Regions from separate parts of the Mus musculus genome. Here region 2 is linked to region 1. A link is a loop called in an ENCODE intact Hi-C map of the cell type or tissue named here. Cell type or tissue: gastrocnemius. All regions are shown on one strand.

What was found. Hi-C counts contacts between places; a loop is a spot of excess contacts. Peaks named below come from ENCODE experiments on the same cell type or tissue, not always from the same donor. Only the 100,000 strongest peaks of a DNase experiment are listed, where the experiment ranks them.
Region 2: it touches region 1 in a loop (3-fold over the local background); 6 of 42 quality-filtered maps call a loop at or near these places.

What each region holds. Positions count from the first base shown.
Region 1 is chr10:116,299,899-116,302,398 of GRCm38, forward strand. Ptprb (protein tyrosine phosphatase, receptor type, B) reads left to right here and starts at 1,476. Exons shown (of 32, transcript NM_029928.2): 1 at 1,476-1,781; 2 at 2,210-2,483. The coding sequence starts at 1,728. In gastrocnemius, no CTCF peak of the experiment used is centred here; DNase peaks (open chromatin) are centred at 1,452 and 1,608; H3K4me3 peaks cover 1,893 bases; H3K27ac peaks cover 2,139 bases.
Region 2 is chr10:116,251,162-116,253,661 of GRCm38, forward strand. Ptprr (protein tyrosine phosphatase, receptor type, R) reads left to right here. Exons shown (of 14, transcript NM_011217.2): 11 at 1-61; 12 at 1,658-1,815. Among named protein-coding and RNA genes, the nearest start is that of Ptprb, 49 kb to the right of the region's middle. In gastrocnemius, no CTCF peak of the experiment used is centred here; no DNase peak of the experiment used is centred here; H3K4me3 peaks cover 1,142 bases; H3K27ac peaks cover 1,655 bases.

The DNA.
Region 1 (2,500 bases):
ACAGGTTTATCTACTCTGTAATATATGTGTGTGTGTGGGGGGGGGGGATTTATGTCTTATTCCTCCTAGTGATTTGAAATATAGTATAACAATCCATGCAAGATAGTTATTGACAACCACCCTGATTACACCAATTAAAACTTTTGAGTGCTTATTAATGGTCAGGCCAAGAGCAGGCTCACACACCTCTTGAATGTTTCAAGCTCAGGGATATAGCATTTTTAAAAGGCAAAAACCACAAAGATATGTCAAAGTTAGAAGAGGATAAGAGAACCTCAAAATGTTCCTTCCTGCCAGAGCATAGAGGTCATTTTAGTTACAACTTGCCAACTATTTTGCTCAATACATCTGGACCAAAGTCGAGGTATGGAAATCTCAACTATGTTGCCAAGGCAGACATGACAATTATGGGGGTGGAGGACGTGCGGGGGGAGGGGGGGATAAGAACTATCTTAAGCAAACAGTAAATGGAATCCGAACATGACTGCCTTGTCTTGGTTACTTCAGTAGGGTTATGCACCCAAAACCTTACAACTATGAAAGTGGCTGCGATGTTTCGCTATTCTTACCTACATTCCATTAAGCACTTTTGCTGCTCGGATGGAGTTATTTCTAGGACCCACTTCTAGACACATTTCTACAGGGTATGGGACAGTTTCTAATGCGCTTGCAGTTAGTGTGGAAAACACCACAGCTGCTTTGGAAGGCGTAGAAAGAAGCTGGGGTCCTGGAGTGTTTCCCAGTGAACTGAGCTGATAATTGCCTTCTTCTCTCAGGTGGGGCATGGCATGCCCTTCTGGATGGTCAGTGGTGGGATTGCCTGCAGGGGCTAAAGCACATAGGTGATGGATATTTTGTTGTAGCTTCACAGTATTTGCCTGAGATTTAGGGAACACACAGACCTGTGGTACAGAAACGGGCAAGTGGCTGGAGAGATGGCGCTCCTGTTGATGGGCTGGCTCTTGGCGGGTCTTTTCTCTCTGGCTGATGTCAAGAGGATACACATCGTGACAAATGAGTGTTTTGAGGTGAGAAGGACTAAAGCCCTCTAATAAAAGGCTTCAGGAAAGAGTGTGGGCGACCCAGGGAAATGTGCTCGGGTCAAGTTTAAGCCTGGGAAAAAAGAGGTCCTGGAGAAAGATAGGAAGGAAGATAGAGAGGGGGGCTCTGGGTGTGCAGAAGGGAGGGGGGGCTGAAAAGCGAGAGGGCTCAAGCACTATTTACTGGTTGTAGGATAGGGTCAAGGACCACTGAGAAGGAAAAAGTGAGAGTGAAGGAGGAGGTGAAAGCAAGACTTTGCGGCCCAGGAAGGGATTCTTGGCTGGGGGGGCTGGGGTGGCGGCAGAGGGGGCGGGAGGGGTGGCAGCTTGGCTGGCCTCAGGCCCCCTTGGCAGCCTCAGGCGTTGGCTCCTCAGGGCTCCCTCCCTCTCCCGAGCATTGTTCCTTTGCCGGGAGACAAGGAAATTGCCTTTTGATTGCGGAAGTCCCGGACGGGGCTTTGGGGGCGAGGCAGCGCGGGTCAGAATGGCAGCGTGGGAAGGGCCGCGCGCCGCGGGTCCCCGCCGCCTGTCGTGTCCGCTGCCCGCCCGGGGCGGCAGCAGAAGCAGCGGCTGCCACGGCCCTTGAGCATCGCCAGCCCCGAGGGTAGCGCGCTGCGCCCGCCCGCAGGGCGCGCTGAGCGCTCAACAAGTGGTACCCAGAAGTGCCCTGGCTGGCCTCCCAGCGAGATGCTGAGGCATGGAGCCCTAACGGCCTTGTGGATAACACTGAGCGTCGTGCAGGTAAGCAGGCAGAGCAAGGTCTGGGGATGATGCTCCACCCCAGCCAAGAACTGAATATGTCCTGTTGCTGGCCTCCGGGGCTGAGCTGCTAGGAAAAAAGGGACAGAAATCTCTTGCTCCTTCCCTCCTATCTATGGGACAGCCATCTATCCACCCTCTCTGAAACCCTACCATTACCAAACTGACAGCTCTCCCTGCTGTCAAGAAAGCAACCTGTGTCTGCAGCTGTTCCTGGGGGAGGTGGGACAACTAGGGTGAAAGTCTCCTGCCAGCCACTTTCCCCGTGGGCCCTTTCCTGGACTGGAGGATGAGAGGCCAGCTGTAGCTGGACTCCAGGGGTGAGGACAGGTGACTTGGGGAGCTTGCTGCGGACATCTCTAGGCAGTGCAGGCTATGGACTTAATCTGTGCTCTCTGATTCTTTTACAGACTGGAGTGGCAGAGCAAGTGAAATGTAACTTCACACTGTTGGAGTCCAGGGTCTCTAGCTTGTCAGCGTCTATCCAGTGGAGGACTTTCGCGTCACCCTGTAACTTTAGCCTCATCTACAGCAGTGATACCTCGGGGCCCATGTGGTGCCATCCTATTCGGATAGACAACTTTACCTACGGATGTAACCCCAAGGATTTACAAGCAGGGACCGTCTATAACTTCAGGATTGTTTCTCTGGATGGAGAAGAGAGCACTCTGGTCTTACAGACAGGTAAAGTTCACAGGTGT
Region 2 (2,500 bases), 49 kb before region 1:
GGTTCTGGTCACCGGTGTGACCGAATGTGATAACTACACCATCCGCAACCTCGTCTTAAAGGTAAGATCGTGAGCTGTTGTTGTCTTCACAGTAAGTGAGGGCAGGGGTTACGTTTCTCCTTTCTTAAGTCCTAACAGATACAACTTGTGAAAGCTAGATAGTACTGAGAGCAAAGGCAAGCTATCGACGTCCCTTGTTGTCTGACACCATTAGCCTATGAAGTAATTATTGCCTATTGAATTAATGTAAGTGGACACTAAGGAAGTTCACATTGCAGGACGTTGGGGCTTCAGCTACTTTTCTCTTAGAGGACATTTCTGACTTAGCTTCTAGAAGGGTCTTAACTAGAGGCTTATGCAGGAGACCTGACAGGACCTTTATGCTAATGTCATTATGGTCTAAGCAGGTTTAAATGAGAACCACTGAAGAGAAAGTCTATACTGACATATGGCTGTGCATAGCAAGATGAGCCTGCAGTGCTCATGTGATCTTAAAAAACTTGGAGTTACGGTCATTCCCAGGGGTAATCCTAGACCAGTTTCAATCTTAGGAGTGTGGTCCTACTTAACTCATGGGGTAGCTGATGCTAACCAGTATTGCCATGGGACAGCAGATGCTAACCAGTGTTGCCATGGGGCAGCAGGTACTAGCCAGGTAGCAGGTGCTAGCCAAGGTTGCCATGGAGCACCAAGTACTAGCCAGGGTTGCCATGGGGCAGTGGATGCTAACCAGTGTTGCCATGGTATTATTTTCACTTTTAAAGAACAACCTACCTAAAGACCTCAATCCTATCAGCAGCCTACTCCTGGGATAGAAGCATCACAAAGAAGAGAGTGAAGACAGAGCCCAAGGGTGCTTCTTAATTAAAAAGTGTAGCAGAGGAAGGCTTTTCAGAAACCTGCACATGCCTGATCAGGCACAGGCCTCCTACCTGGGCTGTGGGTATTAAGATGGTGTGTGTGAGCCTCTGCTGTAGCCTCAGGGATTGCACATAGCTCCTTTACTGCTAGGGAGCCTCGGTGTGAGGTAATTTGAGATATGGATAGAACAATTTGGATTGGGTATCCAGCAAACCTTCATATGTCTGCTAATATGTTTATGCATAATCTGTCAAGACTTAGACACCAGGAAACACAATCTATCCCTTTCTTTCTGGTTATATTTTTCACCTCTTAAGCAGGACATGGCGGCACATGCTTTTAATCCCACCACTCAGGAGGCAGAGGCAGAAGGATCTCTGTGAGTTTGAGGTCATCCTAGTCTTACATAGTGAGTTCCAGACCAGCCAGGGCTATATAGTGAGACCCTGTGCCAAACAACAGCAACGTTTTTGGCTACTAAAATGTATTATGAGTATATACTCGGTGTATAGTGTGTATGTGATCTATAATCTCTGTGATGGATACAGATACAGACCTGGATTCTTAAAGAGAGAGGACACGCAGCTTTCCTGTCAGCCCGGGACACTCACAGTAAAGCTTTCTCAAGGTGAAAGGGTATTTTTGGAAAGCGTCTAGATTTTTCTTCCTATCTAGAAGTTAGCAGCCAGCAAGAGGAGGAAGCCAAAGGAGGCACTTAGTGATGTCGTGTAGTGTAGGTGCCTTTTAGTTCCACAAAGGAATAAGTAATTTGGTGATTGTTGGTTGCTATTTCCAGCAAGGAAGTCACACCCAACATGTGAAGCACTACTGGTACACTTCATGGCCGGATCATAAGACTCCAGACAGTGCCCAGCCCCTTCTGCAGCTCATGTTGGATGTGGAAGAAGACAGACTGGCCTCTGAAGGCCGAGGGCCTGTGGTTGTCCACTGCAGGTAAGGCGCGAACCGACCCTCCTGCCAAGCAGCTGTCTGCTCTGTAACTAAGACAGAAGTAGGGCTTAGCTCCCAGGATGGAACTTAGTAGCAAATTACGTATTGATTAAAAATGTATTCATATCCTAAGACTTAGCCAAAGTGATAGTTACAGAAATGAATGAGAGCTCTGGGGATATTTTTTAGCAGACAGCAAATGGATTTCTAGGTCTAAATAAATGCCTGAGTGAGCAGGAGCTCTTAACCCATCATCTGAAACTGAAACTTCACTTGAAGCTCGTTTTTGTTCATTTTTTCTCTCCTTGGTCACAGGCATGCTAAGAGCTGCAGATAGCTTTAAGATTGTTGTTGTTGTTGTTGTTGTTGTTGTTGTTGTTGTTGTTTTAAGAGACTACCTGAACTGTGTCTTGGCAGCACTTATTACTTTAGCAGATTTGGTGAACAGTTAGCCATTTTTAGAGATAGCTCATGAAAACGAGAAGCTACTCTATGAGGTGGGGAACAGACAAGTGGTCATTTATTTTAAGGAAGACCAAGCACATTCAGGGTGTGGAGGCCACGTAGATGAGGTGACAGCAATGGCTGTCCACAGGGTTTTCTTCCTAGTGCCTGCCTTGAAGTTTACCTCCCATAACTGGCCTTCCCCCTTGCTTTCCTTTTCAAGTGACTAAAGCAGGTAATTTAC